Regions from separate parts of the Homo sapiens genome. Here region 2 is linked to region 1. Evidence: chromatin loops called from intact Hi-C (ENCODE). Cell type or tissue: CD14-positive monocyte. All regions are shown on one strand. Links, peaks and the distances in the headings refer to the core of each region. The heading gives the core; the rest is flanking DNA. Region 1 has its middle 43 kb from the start of MICALL2. Region 2 overlaps INTS1 (integrator complex subunit 1).

What was found. Hi-C counts contacts between places; a loop is a spot of excess contacts. Peaks named below come from ENCODE experiments on the same cell type or tissue, not always from the same donor. Only the 100,000 strongest peaks of a DNase experiment are listed, where the experiment ranks them.
Region 2: it touches region 1 in a loop (2.1-fold over the local background); 15 of 110 quality-filtered maps call a loop at or near these places.

Annotation. Positions count from the first base shown.
Region 1 is chr7:1,409,159-1,424,743 of GRCh38, forward strand. No RefSeq gene overlaps it. Among named protein-coding and RNA genes, the nearest start is that of MICALL2, 43 kb to the right of the region's middle. RefSeq lists silencers at 3,709-4,008, 13,955-14,249 and enhancers at 9,740-10,412, 10,413-11,083. In CD14-positive monocyte, for the core only: no CTCF peak of the experiment used is centred there; DNase peaks (open chromatin) are centred at 8,503 and 9,713.
Region 2 is chr7:1,466,218-1,473,396 of GRCh38, forward strand. INTS1 (integrator complex subunit 1) reads right to left here. Exons shown (of 48, transcript NM_001080453.3): 43 at 6,855-6,967; 44 at 6,056-6,169; 45 at 5,354-5,424; 46 at 4,916-5,007; 47 at 4,629-4,738; 48 at 4,060-4,475. The coding sequence ends at 4,360. Among named protein-coding and RNA genes, the nearest start is that of MICALL2-DT, 9.9 kb to the left of the region's middle. RefSeq lists enhancers at 1-133, 134-829, 3,614-4,309. In CD14-positive monocyte, for the core only: no CTCF peak of the experiment used is centred there; no DNase peak of the experiment used is centred there.

The sequences.
Region 1 (15,585 bases), core at 7,319-9,818:
CAGAGGTGGGCTGTGGACCGGGTTCTTGCACATATCAAAGGTAAGCTTTCGGGGAGCTGTTTGCTGTCTCTAGGAACAGGAGGCCCCTGAGTCCCCAATGCCCCAGGTGTCAGAGCATCAGAAACATGGAAAATGGCCAGGCACAGTGACTCGCACCTGTCATCCCAGCACTTTGGGAGGGGGAAGGATTGCTTGAGCCCAGTAGTTTGAGACCAGCCTGGGCAACGTAGCAAGGCACCCAATACAAAATTAGCCAGGCGTGCTGACATGCACCTGTGGTCCCAGCCACTCGGGAGGCCGAGGTGGGAGGATTGCTTTAGACCCATAAGCTGAGGCTGCAGTGAGCCATGATTGTGCCACCGCACACCAACCCGGGCGACAGAGCAAGACCCTGTCTCAACAAACAAACAAAAACACGAACAGAAATTTATAGTTCCACAGTCTGGAGGCCAGAAGTCCAAAATCAAGGTGTTGGCAGGGCCCCGTCCCTCCAAGCCCTCTAGGGGAGCAACTGTCCCAGGCCCCTCCCAGCTTTTGGTGGTGGTGATGATGCTTGGAGTTCCAGGGCTGGCAGCCGTTATCACTCCAGCCTCTGCTTCCGCCCTCACGTGGCCCTCTCCTCCCCAGGTGTCTGCCGACACGTGGTTTTTCCTCTTATAAGGACACCAGTCATGTTGGATTAGGGCCCACCCTAATGAGCTCACATTAACTTGAAGACAGCTACAATTGCTCTGTTTCCAATAAGGCCACATTCACAGGTATCAGGAGTTAGGACTTCAACATATTTTTTGGGGGACAATTCAACACATAACATGTGAATTATAGCGCAAGAAAGCTACTTTTTTTTTTTTTTTTTTTTTGAGACAGAGTCTCGGTCTGTTGCCTAGGATGGAGTGCAGTGGCGTGATCTCGGCTCACTGCAAGCTCCGCCACCTGGGTTCATGCCATTCTCCTGCCTCAGCCTCCCGAGTAGCTGGGACCACAGGCGCCTGCCACCACTCCCGGCTAATTTTTTTATATTTTTAGTAGGTACGGGGTTTCACCATGTTAGCAAGGATGGTCTCGATCTCCTGACCTCGTGATCTGCCAGCCTCGGCCTCCCAAAGTGCTGGAATTACAGGCGTGAGCTACCGCTCCCGGCCAGAAAGCTACTCTTTAAAAAAGAAGTTTTGCTGATGAGATGGCTCACGCTTATCCCAGCACTTTGGGAGGCTGGGGCAGGAGGATTGCTTGAGCCCAGGAATTCAAGACCAGCCTGGGCAACATAGTGAGACCCCATCTCTACAAAAATTTTAAAATTAGCCAGGTGTAATGGTGCACACCTGTGGTCCCAGCTATTTGGGAGGCTGAGGTGAGAAGGTCCCTTGAGCCTGGCAGGTTGAGGCTGCAGTAAGCCGAGATTGCACCACCGCACCCCAGCCTGGGTTAACAGCAAGGTCCAGTCTCTAAATAAATATAAATAAAAAATAGGCTGGGTGCAGTGGCCCATGCCTGTAATCCCAGCACTTTGGGAGGCCAAGGCGGGCAGATCACCTGAGATCAGGAGTTTGAGACCAGCCTGGCCAACATGGCGCAACCCTGTCTCTACTAAAAATAGAAAAATTAGCCAGGTGTGGTGGTCTGTGCCTGTAATCCCAGCTACTCGGGAGACTGAGGCAGGAGAATCACTTGAACCTGGGAGGCGGAGGTTGCAGTGAGCCAACATCGCACCACTACATTCCAGCCTGGGCGACAGAGCGAGACTCTGTCTCAAAAAATAATAATACTAAAAATAAAAATAAATAAAAATGAAAAGTTTTAACTAATAAACTATTAAAAGAGAGAGAGAGAGAGAAAAAAAAAAACAAAACAGACCCCATTGTGGGGAGCACAGAGCGTCCCAGTCCACCCTGAGTGACCTCCTAGAGCAGATGGAGCTCGGCTCAGGGAAGGCTTTGTGGCCGTGGCTCCTGGGCTGATCTCTGGACTAATGTTCCGGGGAACAACAGTGATAATAATATCCTGGCCCTGTCTATGTCCCCTCCCTCCCTGAATCACCCAGGCCTTCCTCTAAGCCAGCCCTGGCCTGGCCCTCAGCTCTAACCCCCAGCGCCCCTCCCCACAGCCCCCTGGGGGGCTCAGATTCCGCTCAGAGCCGCGGCAGTCAGGCCTGTCACGTGCCCACATCCCCAACTTGTAAAGTAACAACCCGTCGCACGCACAACCTCTTTGCACCCAAATTGTTCTCTGATCTGTGTAAACTGCAATTGATGCTGTGCCGCTTGATATTAATATCTTTTGTTTGTGTGTCAGGGTTCTGCAGAATCTAATTAAGAAGTGTTCTCTGCGTATCCGGGGTGTTCGAACAATTGTGCGGCGCCGACGATGCAAGCTGTTGACCTGCACAGATAAACCGTGCGTGCGGAGGAATCGGGGGCGGCGGACGGGGTGGGGGGAGTGTACATGGCTGTTCTTTTCTGCTGGGGCGCCCGGCGGGCCCTGCCTGTGGTTCGCCCTGTGTGCGGGCGGTGTGGGCGTCTTTGCCGCAGGGTGCTTGTCGTGGCAAGGGTTCTTTGTGTGTACTTCTGCGTTGACATGCATCACACCCACGAGCACATGTACATGCGCGAGGCCTCCCTGGGCAAGTGACTCCTGTCTCAACAGCCCTTTCCCAGCGTATGTGTTCACCTCCCTCACAACAGCCCTGTGAGGCAGCATCACTGGCCCATTGCACAGATGGGAGGTTGAGGCTGCTGGTGCTGGGGAAGTCACGTGTGGAAAGGCAGACGCTCCAAAGGGTACCAGATAAACCCACCTATTGGGCTCACCCCGGACAGATTATGACACGGGAACAGAGCATGCAGTCCGTCCTCAGGGGTAGGCTAAGCACTGCAATCCCACCGGACAGACAGAAAAACTGAGGCCCAGAGAGGGCAGGAGATTGCCCACCATACGCTGTGGACTGGAGGCAGAGCTGGGCCCTTCCTGACCCTCCAAGCCACACCCTGGGGTCCCTTTGGAGGGAATCACTTAAGCCCAGGTGGGACCCAGAGGCCAAGGCCGACTGTCCCTCCATCTAAGGTAACCTGGCTGTCCAGGGTGGCTTCGGAAGCCCCTGGACCTGGGGTCTTAGCCCCACCCATGGGTAACCCTGGCCCATGCCCACCCCTCTCCAACCTCAGTGGCAACCCCTGGGAAGTAGCGAACACCACGCAGGCACTCGGTAGGTGCAGGTGCTGAGGTCGATGTCACAGCTCTGGGGTCAGGGCCGCTGCCCTGGGATGGGTCTGAGCTGTGCACGGCATTGCCTGGTGCCCTCCCAGCTCAAGGCCTTGCCTGACTACAGATGCTGTCCCTGCCTCGGGCCTGCCTGGCTGACAGCGGGCATCTGGGCCAGCGCTGCAATGCTGCCAGGTAGAAGTGCTCCCTCCAGGCTGGGGGGACCTGCAACTCCCGCCCGGGAGTCCCTCAGACTTGGAGTGCTCTGAAGAAAGCAAGCCAGCGGCCAAGTGGGCTATGGGCCAGGTGCGGGAAGGCTCCAGACCCGGGGCTGCAGGGTTGGAGAAGGGCGCAGCAAAGGCCTGGAGACAGCCTGAACCAGGGATTCAGGATGGAATGGGTCTGGGTCAGGGAGCCAGGGTGACCGTGGGCCGCACAGGCCTGCGCGCGCGGGTGCACGTGCGTAATGGATGCACACGCATGCAGCTGGTGTGCGTGCAGTCGGGCGCACCTGTAACCGGTGCGCACCCCGCGTCTGGCGTGCAAGTGGGAGCACCTGGCCCAGCGCCCAGCGGGGCCTCGCCCGCCGCTTTCTTAGGAAACGCCGCAGCGCCACCTGCCGGCTACGCGGTCTCAGCTGGACGCGGGCGGGGAGGGCGCCGGGCCACGAGGCCCCGCCCACAGCCGGAGGCCCCGCCCCTAAAGACTATCTTGGTGCCCCGCCTCTTCAGACTCCGCCCGATTCCAGGCCACGCCCCTTGTAGGCGTGACCGAGGACGCTGGTACCCGGACCTGGACTTCGCAGGGTCTTGGAGGGGCGGGCAGTGGGGGATCTCCGCTTTGGGTCTCCTGGCTGCAAAGCGAGGACAACTATGAGCCTTAAACGCACACCAGGAGTGTAATAAGAGCATCTGCTGCGTCACTAACTCTTCCCATTTACCGATGAGGAAACCAAGACAGAGAAGTCAAGTCACCTGCCCAGAGTCACGCAGGAGAAAGTCGTAGGCCGGCTTTGAGCCCAGCATCCTAGTTGCTGAGTCTCTGCAATCAACGACTGCCCCCAACTCCTAGTAAATTCATCTTTATTTGTTAATTAATAGTTATTTACGAGAATAAACCCATCCAACCTCCCACCCCTTGCAATAGGTATCTGGGAAGTGATGGAGACAGGCATTCTGAGCTGTCACCAGTATCTTACATGGCCAGAAAGGTGGAGTTCAGGGAGAGGATTCTCAGGATTTGGGGGCAAAATGAGTTAGGAGACCGGACTGGAGTGGGCAGCCACCTCCAGGGCAGGCTGGGAGGCCGGGGCCCTGGGCTGCAGTGAAAACTCACTGAGCAGCCTTCAGCAGGTGCTTGACTCCCCGTGGGCCTCAGTTTCCCCATCTGTACAATGGGTTGGGGCGGGGTGGGAGATAAAACATCACTTTTCTCAGTTCTTCCCCAAACCCCAGACAGTGCAGGATTCCAGGAATCCCTGAAGGTCTGAGCCAGTGCAGGGACTGGGGGCTCAGGGTGGTCCAGCCCCGCGTGGGGTCCTTCCTGGTGCCTGTGGCTGTCTTTGGTGGGAATCCAGTGCCTCTGTCTACGGCAGCCGCATCTCCAGCCACGCCCCACGCCCCCCCCCCCCCCCGCCACCTCCCCCAGCATCTCACTCTAAAGGGGAGGCATCTTGGGTGGAGAGTACCGGGCTGCCAGGGACAGATGGCGTTGGCCCGGGTGTCAACACAGCAGGAGCCCCCGGACCAGCCGGGCAGAATCCACTGCTGTCCAGAGCCTCTGCCAAGCACAGTGGCAGGCCCTGAACTCAGGCTGCACCTGCTGGGTGGGGAGGCCTTGCCGGGGGCCCTGGGGCGGGGTGGAGAAAAGCAGCCTGGCTTGGCCACGTCCCTAACAAGCATGACCTTGGGCAAGTGCGTCCCTACCTCTGCCCAGCCTCCTCCCCGCCTGCCCCCCAACCAGGCCTGCTGTCCTGAGTCTCCTGTCCCTCCCCCAGGACACAGTCACACACAGCTCTACGCACACCTGGCTGTGCCCCCAGCTGGCTGTGTGGCCTTGGGAAAGTCGCTTCCCCTCTCTGAGCCTTGTTAGCCTCATCTGGAAAATGGGCCCAGGTGTGGAGCATAGGAAGGCAGATCTGCAGCCCGGCCTGCACACAGCAGAGTCTCAGGGGCCCTCATGTGCTGGTGATACGGGGGATGCCACGTTACTACTTCATTCCATCCCCACAACCAGCCTGAGGCCCAGGTCAGGTTGCCTTCCATGGTCCCGTTGCAAAGCTGGGGAAACTGAGGCTCTGAGAGGGGAGCCTGAAGTGGGCCTGTCCCTGAAGACCACAGCAGGCTGGACATGCCGTGGGCAGGAGCGGCCACCCTCACTCACTACCACAGGGCACAAAGCACAAACAGTCACACCCCCACACTGACGCATGCACACGCCCCTCGGGGCCACAGATAACAACAGAAGCAGAGTTAGAAACTTCTGTTCTCCATCCTTGGGTGTGGGTGCTGGGGGTGTCAGACCCTTACCACAGCTCAATCCTCAACTCTCCCCAGGGTGAGAAGGCCTGAGACCACAAGGCTCAGCACTGACCATGATGTCCCTTTGGGCTATCACCATATGCCTGACCCCGCCCCTCACACACACACCAAACACACACAGGGGTATCCAGGCTGACATCTGTCCACCCACTTGGTCTTGGTCAGGTGTGCTGCTAGGCTGAGCTAAGTCAGGTACCTGCTTGTGTGTGTTCAAATGCTGGGCAGCCAGGATAACCCTGTGAACATCCACTGCAATTGCTGGATGGGGATGGATGGATGAATGGATGGATGAGTGGGTGGGTGAATGGAGGGAGGGAGGGAGGGAGTGAGGGAGGGAGGGATGGATGGATGGATGGATGGATGGTTAGGAGGATAGGTGGATGGATGAGTGGGTGGGTGAATGGAGGGAGGGAGGGATGGATGGAGGGATGGATGGATGGATGGATGGTTAGGTGGATAGGTGGATGGATGAATGGATGGAGATGGATGGATGAGTGGATGGATGAATGGATGGATGGATGGGTGGGTGGGTAGGTGGGTGGGTGGATAGGTGGGCGGGTGGATGGATGGATGAGTGGGTGGATGGGTGGGTGGATGGATAGATGGATGGATGAGTGGGTGGATGGGTGGGTGGACAGATGGATGGATGGATGAGTGGGTGGATGGGTGGGTGAATAGATGGATGGATGGATGGATGGATGACTGGGTGGATGGATGGATGGATGGGTGGATGGATGGATGGGTGGATGGATGGATGTATGGATGTATGGATGGGGATGGATGAGTGGGTGGATGAGTGGATGGATGAATGGATGCATGGATAAATGGGTGGGTTGATGGGTGGGTGGATAGGTGGGTGGGTGGATGAATGGATGGATGGATAGATGGATGGGGATGGATGGATGGGTGGGTGGATGAGTGGATGAGTGGATGGTTGGATGGATGGATAGGGAGGAATAGATGGGTGAGTGGGTGGGTGGATGGGTGGATGGACGAGTGGGTGGATGGATGGATGAGTGGATGAATGGGGATAGATGGGTGGGTGGAGGGGTGGATGAGTGGGTGGATGGATGGATGGGTGGGGTAGATGGGTAGGTGGGTGGGTGGCTGGATGAATAGATGGGAATGGATGGATGGGTGGATGGGTGGGTGGATGGATGAATAGATGGGAATGGATGGATGGGTGGATGGATGGGTAGGTGGGTGGGTGGCTGGATGAATAGATGGGAATGGATGGATGGGTGGATGGATAGGTGGATGGGTGGGTGGATGGATGGGTGGGTGGATGGATGGGTGGGTGAGTGGATGGATGGGTGGGTGGATGGGTGAATGGGTGGGTGGGTGGATGGATGGATGGATGGATGGGTGGATGGGTAGGTGAGCGAGTGGCTGGATGAATAGATAGGGATAGGTGGATGGATGGATAGATGGTTACATGGATGGATGGGTGGGTGGATAAATGTGCGGGAGAAGGCATGGATGGATGGATGGAGGATGGATGGATGGGTGAGTAATGGATTGATGGATGAGTAGAAAACAGAAACCAAGAGAGGCTGAGGGCACTATGAGTAACCCCCCATTGTTTAGTAGTGGAGAGGGGTTGCTTGCCGGCTGCAATGAGCCCCATTCATCGATGAGGAAACTGTGCAGGAGGCAGGAGGTAACTGGTGCAGGGCCACACAGTGAGCTCTCGGTGGAGCCCAGGACCCTGTCCTCATGGAGGTCCCTGCCTGACCCTAGGTGGCACAAGGCACACCAGTGCCACACAGACCCTCAGAGACCCCAGCTGAGACCCTGGCCTCAGACAGCCCAGGCTTAAGTGCCATACACAGAAGGGGTGTCAGGGGCACCCTCACCTGCACTTCTTGCAGTCCCATCCAGGGCTCCCACCTCCGGATCTGTCCCTCCTCCCCAGCCCTCATTTCCAGCCTCAGTGGCCTTGGGGAACCAGCTGCCCCACCTGGCTCTCCAGACCCCTCTGACAACTGGAGCTGGACACGAGGTGGGAGGGTTCCCCAGCCCCAGGTAATTAAAGCGCATGGTTATGTAGAAGTTTGTAATTAAACACTCGCACATCTTCAGACATCCCAGCATGGCGCCTGATGAATTAATTACGAGGATGCCAGACCCTCAGGTTTTCCTCCTCACTGAGTATGGAGGGGTGGCCCTGAGCCTTCATGTCGGACAAACGAGTGGGGGGCAGGATGTCAGGGGAGCAGAGCCAGCTTCCACCACAGGCCCTTCTCCTGGCCCCTGGCTCTGCCAGCAGCCCACCCCCACCCAAGTACCTAGACCAGAAACAAGACATCCTCCCCAACCGCTCCAGTCTCAAAGCCGTAAGTTCCAGACCCGACGTCCTTGACCAGCACCCACCTGGCCACCACCCCAACTCCTCCCTCAAGCCTCTCCCACACCCAAGTCTTGTCCACCCCACCACCCTAAGGCGCCCACTCTCCCATCCCCTTTCTGCCCCTTCCTGTTGCCCCTTCTCCCGCCTCCCCAGAACCCAGATCCGATGATGCACTAGGAAGGGCACGTCACTTCTGTGGTCTCCCTCCCCAAGCCCAGAACCTCAATCAGACCACGAGAAAAGCCTCAACAAATCCAAGTCCAGGGACATTCTGCAAAATACCTGAGCAACACTCCTCAAAACTGTCAAAGTCACAGAACAGAGGAGCCCCAGGAGATTTGAGCATGCTGTGTCGCGTGGGCTCCTGGAGGTGGAGCTGGAGCAGAAAACGGGTAATAGGAGGCACAGGAAATCGGGGGAGAGTGTGGGGTTTCACGATGAGTCATGTGCTGATGTGGGTTTCTTAGCTGTGACAAACGCACCAAAGTAATGTAAGATGTTAGCATTAGGGGAGACCGTACTGGTGTACAGGAATTCTCTGCGCTGTCTTTGCAACTTTTCTGTACATCTAAATATTTTAAAATAAAAAGGTTCTTTTAAAAAGGGAGTTTGGACCAGGCACGGTGGCTCACGCCTGTAATCCCAGCACTTTGGGAGGCCGAGACAGATCATCTGAGGTCAGGAGTTCGAGACCAGCCTGGTCAACGCGGCGAAACCTCGTCTCTACTAAAAATACAAAAATTAGCCAGCCGTGGTGGTGGGCACCTGTAGTGCCAGCTACTTGGGAGGCTGAGGCAGGAGAATTGGTTGAACCCAGTAGGCGGAGGTTGCAGTGAGCTGAGATCGCGCCACTGCACTCCAGCCTGGGTGACAGAGCAAGACTCCGTCTCAACAAAAAGAAAAAAGAAAAAAGGGAGCTCGGGTAAGAGATCTGGTCCAAACAGGGCACAGTGTTCGCATCTGCTTAGTCCTGGTGATGGGTAAATGGCTGTTTACCCAACAGAATAACTGTTTCCTGTGCTTTTCTGCATTTGAAATGCTACCTAATTAAACATGTAAGAAAGAACAAACCCAGATGGAACGTCACCCCTGCCTGATACTCTCCAAAGGCTTAGTCTTTAGAATCACGTCCAATATTCTCACCCTGCAGACAGAACAAGAACCACCTGGCCCTCCATTCCCGCTCTGATGTCACACAGAGCCTGGCCTATCCCTAGGGCTCCCACAGTCTGCCCTCCACCACCATCTGACGTCACACAAAAACCTGGCCAATCCCTAGGGCCCCCACACTGCGCTCCACCCTCATCTGACTTCACTATAAAACCTGATCGACCCCTAGGGCCCCGCATTCTACGCTCCACCCACAACTGACGTCACACAAAAACCTGGCCAATCCCTAGGGCCTGGCACCCTGTGCTCCACCCCGATCTGACGTCACACAAAAATCTGGCCAATCCCTAAGGACTGGCACCCTGTGCTCCACCCCCCCCCCCCACCCCCCAGTGACGGCACACAAAACCTGGCTAATTCCTAGGGCCCCTGCACTCTGCTCCACCCCCATCTGATGTCACACAAAAACCTGCCAATGCCTAAGCCCCAGCACTCTGTGCTCCACCCTACTGACGTCACACACAGCCTGGCCAATTCCTAAGTTCTGGCACCCTGCGTTCCACCTGCCTCTGATGTCATCCAGAGCCCGGGGCCTTCCCCTTTTGCAGCTTCTGTGAGTCTAGTGCTGGGAGCCCTGTGGGTCGCAGCCAGCACCCCCAGAGGGGTCACCACTGTGTGCCTCACTGAACGTGAGCCTAGTGGTTCACAAAGCCCGCCCCACCCACCCAGGTCAGGGCTCAGGGCTGCCTGTGAGGTGAGCTTCGTTCTCCCATTTCACAGATGGGGAAACTGAGGCAGAGGGCAAACGCATCTGCCCAGTCCATTGAAGTGCTAGCGTTCTTCCACACTGCTCCCAGCCCTGGCTTCTCGCCTGTAAACTGTCTCGGACCAAGAATCCTGCCTGTACGCCCAGCCTGGCTGAAACACAGTCTCAAGGCACTCAGTGTTCCGGGCCCTGTTACCCCTCCAGCTCCCATAACCCCGTCTCCTCCTCCTCCTCGCCCTCCTCCTCCTCGCTGTCTCTGCACCACTTCCACCTGCCCGGGCCTTTGCACCTGCAGGTTCGTACCCTACGGGGTGTGCCCTGCCTTGCCCTGACAGCACAGCACTGCCCGGCCTCTGCTCTTCTCCACCTGCCATGGGCCTTTCACGGGACCTGAGGCCACACGCTCTGTACATGTGTGCGTCTGTGCATTGCCTGTTCCCCTCTGCTGGGAGGTAAGCAGGCCATGGTCTCCATTGCTATACCTGCTCGGAGCAGCCCTGGCAGGTAGTAAGCACCCTGTTCTTGGAAGAAGCCATGTCCAGGTGGGGGGGGCAGGTGTTGGGGGAGGCCTCTGATTCCGGCTAGGGCAGGGGTAAGGGTCTGGCAAGGCTGACCAGCATGCCCACCATGTGCCCCTCATCCCTGAATGCACCCACCTCCTCTGCTGGCAGGGCCAGGTCGCCGCCTCAGCTCCTCCAGGCCTGTTGGAGCGGCAGAGTCCAGAGCTGGCCAGGCTGCAGGAAACCCACCAGTATGGCCAGGTGGCTCCCCTGGTGGCTGCTTCCTGCCCAGCCCAACCTGGCTGCCACCAGCTCCCTCCACCTGCCTGCTCCGTGCAACCCTGGAGGGTCCCTGAACTCCTCGGAGCCCCGGTTTCCTCCTCCAAACAGTGGAGGCTCCTGTGTCCCAGTCCTGGTCTGGAGGAAGTTCCCTTAGCTGGGCCTGGCTGCTGTTCTGGGAGTTCATGGTCTGGGGACATTGCTACCACCTTGCTTTACAGAGCATGATCCAGGCTCCTCCCGGCGGCACCTGTAGTCAGAACTCGCTCCAACACAGGCGAGGAAACAGAGGGCCAGGGGGCAGAAAGGATGACTCGGTGACTCAGTGCCTCTCCCCATCTATTTCTCTCTCTCTTTTTTTTTTGGAGACAGAGTCTCGCTCTGTCGCCCAGGCTGGAGTGCAGTGGTGCGATCTCGGCTCACTGCAAGCTCTGCCTCCCGGGTTCACGCCATTCTGCCTCAGCCTCCCGAGTAGCTGGGACTACAGGCGCCCGCCACCACGCCTAGCTAATTTTTTGTATTTTTAGTAGATGTGAGGTTTCACCGTGTTAGCCAGGATGGTCTTGATCTCCTGACCTCGTGATCTGCCTGCCTTGGCCTCCCAAAGTGCTGGGATTACAGGCCACGCCCGGCCCCATCTATTTCTCTTGTAAGAACAGGCACATACATTTGCACTCAGGAAAAACCTCCATGAGCCGGGTGCGGTGGCTCACGCCTGTAATCCCAGCACTTTGGGAGGCTGAGGTGAGTGGTCACTTGAGGTCAGGAGTTTGAGACCAGCCTGACCAACATGGTGAAACCCCATCTCTACCAAAAATACAAAACTTAGCTGGGCGTGGTGGCGTGTGCCTGTATTCCCAGCTACTCAGGAGGCTGAGGCAGGAGAATTGGTTGAACCCAGCGGGTAGAGGTTGCAGTGAGCTGAGATCGCATCACTGCACTCCAGGCCTGGGCGACAGAGCCGGACTCCATAAAAAAAAAAAAAAAAAACCAAAAACCCGTTCATGAACACACGTGCTTGCATGAACACCCACGTATAATCATGAGTGTGCACACACTCCAGGGTTGGGGGTAACCCAGGCCCTGAGCCTAGCCTCCTTGGCTTAGTATGCACATGTGTGTGATGTGACTGATACGTAACACGCATCCCATGGGCGTCCCGTGCCAGGAATTGAGGGGGCCACACCCTACTCAACGCGGGGGACAGTCTCCGGGCTCCGTGGCTCACGGATGGTGGAGCGTGTCATTTCCCGCATGTGACACAGAGTGCGGACTGTGCAGAAGGCGGCTCTGTGCCTCGGAAGGCAGGGTGCAGAGGCGTGCAGCGCTCACCACGGGGATGCGGCCGGCTCCTGGGACGGGACCTGGAACGCGGATGTGGCCGGATGTTTAGTGGGTGCCGTGCACGGTGTCTGACACATCAGATGTGATGTATACCTCGCACGAAAGACGTTGTGTTCATCAACAAATCAATTCAGTGACACTTTGCTGAGCACCTGCTATGTGCCAGGCCCCGGGTATACAGCGGCGAGTGGACAGATCAAGTCCCTGCCCTCGTCGGGGGTGGTCAGGGAGACCCACTGAAGACTTGGGGAGGTCGGGGCGACCACTCCAGGACAGAATGTTGTGGACAGCAGGGCCATCAGGCAGTGTGCCCGGGTTGTCCGAAACCTGCAGAGGCCAGTGCTGCCAGAGTAAGCAAACGGCAGGGTGTCCCGAGGGCCAGGGGGCAGATGGCAGGCCTTAAAGCCACACAGGTGCCCCATGCCCTGACACAGCCCTGGCCTCTGGGTGACAAGCACCTGAGGGGCTGTCTGTGGTCCCAGGACATGGGAGGCCAGGCTGCTAGAGTCTGAGGACCGGCGGGGTCCTGGGTGCCCTGGTGCCCCTGCACAAGGCTGGTTCCCCATCTTTGGAGGTTTGCTAACTGCCCCCCATACCACAAGACTGGCTGGCCCCGCAGAGGGATGGCAGTGGCACGGAGTGAGACCTGAGGGGGTGGCCAACAGTCTTCAGCATCTGTGCAGCCCAACTCCCATTGTACCAAAGGGAGACTGAGGCTTGAAGAGGATGAGGCCTGGCCCAGACCCTTCAGAAATGGGACAAGCTGCTGGGACGAGCTCTTGGGTCCTCAGTCTCCCTGGCCAGGTGTGCACAGGTAAATAGGCAGGTGTGTGGCTCAGTTGGAGGGCAGGTGTCCCCGGGCTCGGCCAGAGCATTTGGGTGGCAAAAGCTTGGCCAAAGCCACAGCTCCCAGCCAGTCCCCGCTGAAGGCCCCGTGAGGCCAGCTGGGCCGGCCACCCAGGCTCCCAGAAAGGGAAACTGAGGCTCAGAGAGGGCCGCCCCTCGCCTAAGGTGCTCCAGTGCAACTGAGTCAGACTGGGTCCTCAATCTTCCCACCCTGTCCCCCCACCCCAGCCTCTGTGACAGAAAGAGACCAGGGCCCTGGCCAGGGGCCGAATCCCACCCCAGCCTCACTCTGCCCCAACCCCCCAAGGAACAATTTACCTTTCGGAGCTGGTCCAAGATATTAATTAAGATAAATCTACCTCAATTTTGAGATTCTCTTATCATGTAATTTATCAAAATTATGTTAATTATTTCTGTAGGGCAGCAAAATTATTACCTCTTTTGTGTCTGATTTGTATTAATATTCATAATTTAATAATTCAGCATCTTGGCCATCTGGTCCGGGAACAGGCTCCCTTCCCTCCCTCAGTCTGAGCCAAAGCTTCCCCATCACCCCCGCCGGTGTCCCCAGGGCCCCACCCGCCCTGTCCCCGGTGTCTTCCCTCCGTCCAGCCCTGCAGACGCTGCCCCCTGCCCCCTGCCCCCTGCCCCAGCCCTGATGGCCCCGCCGGCCCCGAGGCACAAACAGGTACTCGCACAGGTACATGCACGCCCTCGCCACCCCCGCTTGGCAGGTGAGCCAAGCTGAATTGACATTTTCCACACTTTGTGAGTTTTACACTGTAATTTGACATAATTAATGCCTACATTACTGCTGATAATTTAGCTAGTTAATTAAACTCGGAGGAGATAATTAAGGAAAGGCTACTGCTTGGATTGCTAATTGTTTTTGTCATTATTTCAGGGGGCCGACAGCTGCTGGCTGAGTCATCCTGTTTTGTCAGCTGATGGGTCATGTGACACAGGGGTCCCCCAGGGGCCCCCCACTTCCAGGGGAGGGAGGAGCGCAGCTGGCTACCTGGCTGCTGCCTGGAGCCTCGCCAAGCGCTGCTGGCTGCTCTGGTCTGGCCTCACCCGCTCCAAGCAACGACAGCTTCCCACGGTCCCTGGGGCCTTCTGAGCCCGGCTGAGAGCTCTGGCCGGAGGCACACCCAGGTCAGCCTAAGCCAAGGAGAAGGGGGCACCCCCAGCCCCTGCATCCAACCCTAAGACACGAAGTGGCACCTGGCGGCATCTCAGCCTTCTGCAGTGGTCAGATAAGAAGCAGAACTTTCTGAGCCTGCTGGAAGCAGAATGGATGAGCCCACATTGCAGAGAATGACAGGGAAACTGTGGGAGTAACAGAGAGGGAGAGAAAAGGGGGAGTGGGGAGAGGAAGAGAGAGGGGGGAGAGAGAGAAACAGACTGAGAGAGAGGGAGAGAGAGACAGAGAGGGAGAGAGGGAGAGGGAGAGAGAGACAGAGAGAGGGGGAGAGGGAGAGACAGACAGGGAGAGACAGAGACAGAGAGATGGAGGGAGAGACAGGGAGGGAGCGACAGAGGGACGGAGAGATGGAGGGAGAGAGAGACAGAGAGGGAGAGACAGAGACAGAGACACAGAGGGAGAGACAGAGAGAGGGACGGAGAGACAGAGACAGAGTCAGAGACAGAAGGGGAGGGAGAGACAGAGACAGAGAGGGAGGGAGAGACAGAGACAGAGGCAGAGACAGAAAGGGAGGGAAAGACAGAGAGGGAGGGAGAGAGGGAGACAGAGAGAGGGAGGGAGAGAGGGAGACAGATGGAGGGAGAGACAGAGAGGGAGGGAGAGAGGGAGACAGACAGAGGGAGGGAGAGACAGAGACAGAGAGGGAGGGAGAGACAGACTGAGCTGGGAGTGAGGGGGAAGAGGCGGCAGGAGCAGCACGTGGAGAAGCTGTCAAGCTCACCTTCCCCAGCCCCATCCCGCCCACCCTCCTGGGGACTGGTTGACTCAAGGTCAGAAGAAGGGGCTACGCCTGGGGAGGCGTGTCATTGTCACTGTTGTCCTCACTTCCATGGAAAACGGGGTCTTGCAAAGGTCCCACAACAGGGAGGTGGCCCCAGACCCAGTGCAGGCCTGGGGAGGGCCATGGCGCAGGAGGCTGGCCCAGTGGCTCTGCCCTGGTCGGGGATGGGATGGCAACTCTGCTTCCTGGGCCTCAGCATCCCCACTGACTTCAAGAGAGTGGACGGGGCTGGACAACCCCCAGGCCCCAGCGCAGACGGTGTGGGGAATTGAAGGACATCCCGTCGGCGTGACATCAATGGAAACCAATAGGGTGTTGACTTGGCTCTCAGGAAATTCAAGTCAAAGAGGCTTACACGACCCTGGATTCATTATCCTTCCCAACAAGAAATCTACACATAAGAAGGTTCTAGACTGGCTAATTCAGGGCTCAGTGACACCAACAGGAGGTCAGCAAAGACCCAGCAGCCTTCCCTGTTTCTGCCCAGCTCGTCTCTGCTTGGCGGCCTTACCATCCCTCATGGTCCCAAACTGGCTGCTGTGGCACCGTGAGTCCTGTGTACCACCACAGCACCCCAAATACCAGATGGCATCCAGCAAAGTTGGGGGCTGTGTCTGCCACATAATCATACTATGTTCTTAATGGGAGGTTTCCAGCGGACTTAGAA
Region 2 (7,179 bases), core at 62-2,561, 50 kb after region 1:
CCCGCTACAAGTGGATGGGCCCAACTCCTCCCCACCGCTCAAGACCCAGCCCGCCATGCCACCTTCCCTCAACAGCCCTTCCTAACTTCCACAGAGAGGGTGCCCACCACACCCTGGCGGAGGCCTACTGGGGTCCAACCCTGAGTCCCCCGTGAGCCCAGCAGGGCCCGCCATGGGGTGTCCTTTTGGGCCTGGCCCAGTGAGGGGGTTTGGAAAGAACTGGGACGTCCAGTTCTGCCTGCCCATGCTCAGCTTCCTACAGGCCACTTCCCAGGACAGAGGGGCTGCTGTCCCCAGAGGAGGCTTCAGCCATACCCTTCTCTTCAGAAGCACCTGGAATGACCCCAACCGCTGGCTGGGCCTGGGCCTAATTGGGTCAGGGGTCTGGGTTGCTCTGAGGAAGGGAGCTGGGGGAGGCCCAGGCCCCCCAAGCAGCTCCTGCCCTGCACCCTACCTGCCACATGACCTCGGGCCACTGTCTGGGCTTCCCGGGGTGAATGGGGGAGACACCTCATGGGGAGACCTGCACTCCTGCTGCCGAGGGCGCTCAGGCCCCAGGTGCCCACACTCAGCCTGTGGCTGCCACCGTCTGGCCTGTTTGAAGGTCAGGGTCCATCCCCAGCCAGAGCTGAAAATGAAACCCAGAAGCACTTGTTTTGAGACTGAAGCAGCAAGTGAGCTTGTCACTATGGCATCCCCCGGCCCCGCCCCGTCCCCGCCTGGAGAAGGCAGCCCGGGACTGCCGGGAACCACTGGGAGGGGCTGGGACCCTGCCTGGCCTGGCTCAGACATACTCCTGGGCCTCCCTCCACTCCTGAAAGGAAGGGAACTGTGGAGTCTGGGCTGGACCCTCTGAGTCCTGGGCTCTAGTGGTCACCCTGGGCGAGGGGCTCACAGCCACAGCCACACAGGAAGGTGCTGATCCCAGATCCTCCACTGTTCCAGAACAGACGGCCCGGGACCTGCCAGCAGCCACCCAGTGGCACAGGGGTCCTGCTGGGTGCCCCACACGGCTGGTTCCCAGGGTCCCTGGGCCCAGTGGCCGTGGTGAGGAACTTGGGGAGCCGGAGGGAGGGAGAGGCCAGGCGTGGATCGTGGCCTGACCCAGGGCTCCCTGGTCCATTTCGCAGCCCCCTGTCCAACCTGGGGTCGGCACCGTCATTCCAACACCCACACTTCTGCTCACACCGGCCCCTGCCAGGTGCCCGCCGCAGGCACAGATTCCAGTCTACCCATTTCTCTGTCCAGGCGCAGTCAAGTTTCCCTCTCAGGCGTCTTCCCCATCTTTCCCAGCACAGATCGCAGAGGCCTCTCACCTCTGGGACACAGAACCTGGGGTCCACCCCGGCAGCCAAGGCCAGACATGCCCCCTGGGGCTCCCCTTATGGTGGGGACAGGCCTGGGACACCCTCTAGAGGTTATGGAAGCCCTTGGCCAGGTAGAGGCTAAGTTTGCCCCACGGGTGCCACAATTGTCAGCCCTAAGGCCCTGGGCCAGGCAGAGACTGTTTGCCCCACGGGTGTCGTAATTGTGAGCCACCAAGGCCCCGGGCCCTGGGATCATCACCCTGGGGTGGGTGGGTGGGGTCTCAGGCACGCCTGGCACATCCTGGCCCCAATTGGCACACACACCAGAGCCGATACCCCTCACCTGAGCCCTTGCCACCCGCCAGGCCAGCTACTTCCCCCGGATGCCTCTGCTTAGCTTAACCTCTGCTGCCTCCTGGGCGGGAGTGAACACAGGCCCAGGCAGCAAGAGGCCCAGAGGGTCCCAGGCCCCAGGATCAGGGCCCTGCCCTCAGCACCCTCCCCATCCTCCTTCCCCATGCCTGGTCCACGACCCCAGCCAACGTCCTGGGGCTCTACCTGTCACAGGCTGCTCTGAGCCAGATACACGCACCCCCATGAAGGGCCCAGGCTTGCACCCAGCTGGGACACACGGACTGGCCTCCGGGCCTGGCAGCAGTGTCCTTCCCTTTCCCTGTCCTCAACCCAGGCACTGGATTCTGGGCCCACAGAGCTCGGACCTCCCTCCCTCCCTGATCAGACCCTGAGGCGGGCAGGCCTCGGCTGGAAGGACCCCCACCCCGCAGCCTGGCTGGAGTGATGTCAGGAGAGCAGAGGACCAGAGGCTGGCGAGGCTGCAGCAGGCTCCGGACTGTGGGGTGTGGAAAGCCAACCTGGAGGAGGTTCCCCAGGAGCCCACAGAGGGTGTAACATCGGGTAAGGGTGGCTCCTGGCTGGAGGGGACGCGGCGACACAGCTGGGGTGTTGCACCTGGGGAGAAGGGTCGGGATCCCGAAGGTGTGGACTGGCAAAGGCCCCACATCCAGGCCCGGGAGAGGCAGCCTGGCCCTCAGGAGGCTGGGGTTTGGGTGTGGGGCATACAGCAGGCACTGGGGCCGGAGGGCTTGGTGGGCCCGTGCTCACTCGGTCTCAGATGAGATCGGGTCATGTCCCCGCCAAGCCCTAGCACGCTTCTGTCCTCTAAGACTCGGATGGACACGGGCCCTGACGTTGATCCCTGAGCCGGCACAGCCTGCACACACCCACCCCGTATGAGGATGCCTCCCTGCATCCACGCCCCACCCCTGGGGGCTGGGGAGGCATCCACATCCCTGCCCTGCATCTGCTGAGCCTCCAGGGCCCTTTCCCACTGCACAAACCTTGGGCCCTGCTTCCACTCAGCCCAGCCCCACCCTGGGGCAGCCCATGGCTCCAGGGCCCCAGGGCTCAAATCTCGGCCCTGCCCCTTATCCGCGCAGAGGTAGGAGAGCCAACCACAGAGCAGGAAGGGCCTCACCCCACACCCCGGCCTGTTAGGCCTCCTCACTGCTGTCCCTGTCCCTAACCCTAACACACATTCAGACCCAGGGCAGAGGTGCCCGCACCAAGGGCCTGAAGGCAACGCACTAAGGGCAAGGGTGGGGGAGGGCGGCCGCGCACAGCTGGGATGGAGGCGGCTCAGCGGCCCATGGGCCTCCAAGTCACTCCCAGAGCAGCCTCCCAGTCCCCCGGAGCCACAGGAGCCAGCTGTGGACAGGCACGCCTGGTGACAGACCCGGCACTGGCTCACCCCACCCGGGACCTGGTCCCCGGCCCTGTGCAGCCTGGAAGAATCCGAGGGTGGGCAGGCGGGTGCAGGAGTGCCCAGGGGCCCGGGCAGGTGGTGCAGGTGTGCAGGCCAGGGGCTGGGCTGGGAGGCTGTGGGCCTGGAGCCCAGCTGCCCCCTTGCTGGGTGCTGTTGCGGGGCATCCCCCAAGGCCACAGCATCACTAGAACCTTGAGGCCTCGCGCCACCTGGGCTTGCAGGAGGGCCTGGGTCAGCTTCTTAGCCACAGCGGCTGGGGTGGAGGGCAGCCGGGGCCTGGCTGACCTGGGAGCACTCATGGGGAACCGGGAGAGCACGGGTCCCATCTGTGTGCTGGAAAGACCCCGGTGCAGCGAGGACAGAGGGGTGGGCGGCTCTAACCCCAACCTGGCTGGGAGGGAGGAGAGTGCACTGCGGGCCAGCAAACAGGGCCCCATGCCAAGCTCCGCCCCGCATGCACTAGGACCCTCCCAGACCCTCCCCTGGGAGCTGGTGCCTGCAAAGGCAGGACGAGCAGCACCACCGGCTACTCGGACTCTTCTGGAATGGGACCCCAACTCAGCTCCCACAGAGGGACGCCCACAGTTGAGGCTCTCAGGGCCTTGTTGATCCTTTTAGTGCAGGAGAGAGAGACCAGTCAGCTGGGCCAGTCCCCCACGCAGCCTGACAAGGCCGGACTCACTCAACAGAGGCCGACCCCGTGGGCAGAGGACTTGAGGCCCGGCAGGGCCCAGGGCCGGCACTCGACAGGGAGACCATGACGTGGGGCGGGGGCGGCCAAGTGGGCAGCATCCCCCGACCCTCAACACCTGCGGGAACTGCTGGCCCAAGGGAGAGCCCAGCCTGGCCCTGGTCTCCACCACCCCGGACCCTGCTCAACTCCCTGCACTGTGGGGCTGGGAAGCCAAGGCCAGGGTCCTTGAGGCTCTCACTGGCCAGAGGGCGACATGGGACACCAGAGAGCACACAGACAGTTCAGGTCGTTTCATTCAAAACCAGCCCAGGCCATGCCCGGGGGGATCCGCCGCTCCGCGGCAGGGCTGTGGCCCAGAAGGTGAATGAGGGCTTGCTGGACGGCCCCTGATGCCAGCGGCCGGCCCGGAGCCACCCCAGGGCTCGGAGTATTGCTCCTGGGCCTGCCTGGCCTCAGGGCTCGGCGCCCTCACCTCCTCGGACAGACCAGCAACGCCCACGCTTCCTGGGCTTTGCCTCGAGGATCCCCGGGGACGGGACGGGCCGGGGCTTGGAGGGGGGTCGGCTGCCACAGGCTCACATCACGGCCTCCATATGCAGGATCCTCAGGGCCTCGGAGATCTGCGCGCTGGGGTCCATCTGGCCGTACATGCCCACCAGGAAGGCCCGGTGGAGCAGCACAGCCGCGTGCTCTGTGGGGGAAACGGGGCCCTGCACGTCACGCTGGCCACAACATCCTGGCCGCAGTGACCAGACCTCGGGACTCCCAAGAGCCAGCCCTCGGGGGACGCACCTCCGGCCTCCCCGAGGGCTGCCAGGGCCCTGGGCGGGGGGCCAGTCCTCACCTTGGCACAGGAGAGCGTACTCAGGCAGGTTCCGGAGGGCCGTCTGCACCACCTCAAAGTCCTGGCTGCCCAGGCAGTACATGAACGTGGGCAGGAAAGCGGCTGCAATGCTGAAAGACCCACACACTTCAGTGGGAACCTCCACCCTGTGCCCACGCCAGACCCCCACCCGACAGGGCGAGCTGAGCCGCCTGGAAGCCTGGTCTGGCCACCAGGCGGGTCAAGCGGTGACCTGGGTTAGCAGGGCCCAGCGGTGGCGGCGGGACAGAGGCCGGCGGTGGCCTCACCTGGGGCTGTTCTGCATGGAGCGCAGGGCCAGGCTGAAGGCGAGGTTGCGGCAACACTCCTCGGCCGAGCTCATCAGCCGCTGCAGGTTGGTCTGACCGGGGGAAAGGTGGGAGGTGTGTGACCAAGGGGTCCAGCCCCCATCAAGGCCCCTTCACCTCTTGGTCTCGTGATGGTTGGCGGCAACGGCAGGGACCCTAGGCCCCTATCCAGAAGGCAGGACGCACGTGCCACTGGCCGGTCCCAGCCCGGGGCTGAAGGCAGGCCTGCTCTGGCGGCGGCTTGACTGTGAACACCTGGGCTGGGGCCCCCACCCGAAGCCCAGCCTCAGAGGACTCCCTGGGGCTCAGCGCGGGCACGCCATGTTGGGGTGGTGGCCCTGCTGGGGTTCCCCAAGGGAGTGGCTCCTCCCAGCTCTCCCTCAGCCCCATCCAGCTCACCGAGAAGAAGCTCAGGATCTCGGGTCTCCGCCGGGACATCTCGTCTATGTCACTCAGAACCTCCAGCAGATCTGACACAGAGAGAGGGCCAGACCAGAACTGAAGGGCCCAGGCAGACCTCTGCCCACCCCACCCCAGCCACCCAGAGGGGGCAAGGCCCCGAGCACCACAGGACAGAAAGCACTGGAAAGCATGAGCCCAGTGACGCCCCAGGCAGTCACCTGCCCCCAAGCTCCACAAATACCCGGCCCTGCCCCTACTAGTGGCCTCCAAGGAGAGGGGTTGACCCCTCACGGCAGCCCCATATCCAGGGTGCTCTTAGCACCAAGTGTCCCCACGGCCCGACTCCATCCGGGCCGCTCAGCCTTGGCTGTCCTCTGACAGCGGCCACCGGTACTGCCCACCCGCTGGTCTTGCCCACCCGCCTGACCTCTTCCTGCTGTACCCCCACCACCTTAGGGGGCTCCCCTGCTTTTTGCTGTGCCTGAAGCAGAGCAGCCACCTCCAGCTCCCCTGGGCCCCTGAGTTTCTAAGGCCCTCTCTGGGGGTGCTCCCCACTGTGAGGAACAGCCCACCCACCCACAGCCCAGCGTGGGCCAGGCTCACGCCAAAGTCAGTGCCCAAATGGCTACTGGCTGCTGCCCGCAGCCCCATGGGACCCAGGGCGCTGACCTGGCGTGGGTGAAGCAGGGCCTGACTCACCCTCCACCGTTTGGCCCCGGGAAAGCCGTTTCATGTAGGGGGCCATCTCGGCCGCGGTCAGAGGGGTGAACAGGGAGACGCTGACCAGGGGCAAGGAGCCGGCTGAGCTCTCCTCTGGAAGACAGTGGCAGTGCTGCAGGAGGGCGGGAGCGGCAGGACGTGCCACACTGAGGCACCAGGACCTGCCCTCCCGAGAGCACGGCGGCCACTGCCCAGGCTCCCAAGGTGCCTGCACACAGCAGCGCTCCACAAATGGGGTGGAGCCAGGAGCCGGGAGCTGCCTTTGGATCCGGCGCATGCACCTCTGCGAGTCTCTCCCTGCTGGGTTTCTCGCAATGTGGGCCAGGACCCACTGGGCACAAGACGGGATGGCCCCTTGGGACCCGGGCCTGGCGCTCTTCCGGCGGCACAGGAGAGACGTGCTGCGGTGCCGTGTCACCTCAGGCAGGGAAAAACCAAGGACAAGCCTTGCCCAGTAGGACCAGGGGAGGCTTCCTGGGGAGGGACACCTCGGACAAGCACTGGTGGATGGTGGATGTGCCAGGGACGGGGGGGTGGGGAGGGCCATTTGCCGGGGCGGGGCGATGTGCCGGGGGGCAGGTGTGCTGATGCTCTGTCAGGCACCAGTCAGTGCTTCGTCCCCTTGAGGTGGGTCAGGGGCCAGCCAGCAAGGTCCCAGGCTCACACAGCCCCCATCGGGACGCCTCGGACGGCCCAGGGCTGGCTGTGCGCTGGGAAAACCAGGCCCTGTAGGACTGTTCCGCAGCTGCTTCCAGCAGCCCCTGGCAGCCCCACTCACCCTCGCCCTCTTCGTCCAGGCCTCGGTCGGTCCTGTCGTCCCTGCTGGGCAGGCTGAGCCCTGCAAGGAGGGATTTCAGCATCACCAGGTCACTGTTGTCGAAGGACAGGTCGCTGGGGAGAGAAGATGCTTTCACCTGGGAGGAAGACGCTGGCAGGAGGAAGGCTGGGTCAGGGGTCAAACTAGGGTGGCATGGGAGCGTGTGGACACAGGCATGCAGGAGAGGCCAGGACGCTCAGAGGGAGGGCCGGGCGGGGAAGCCACATGTGCGTGGAACGGGACAGAGAGCCAGAGAGCTGCAGGGGTGGGTTCAGACGGCTTCGGC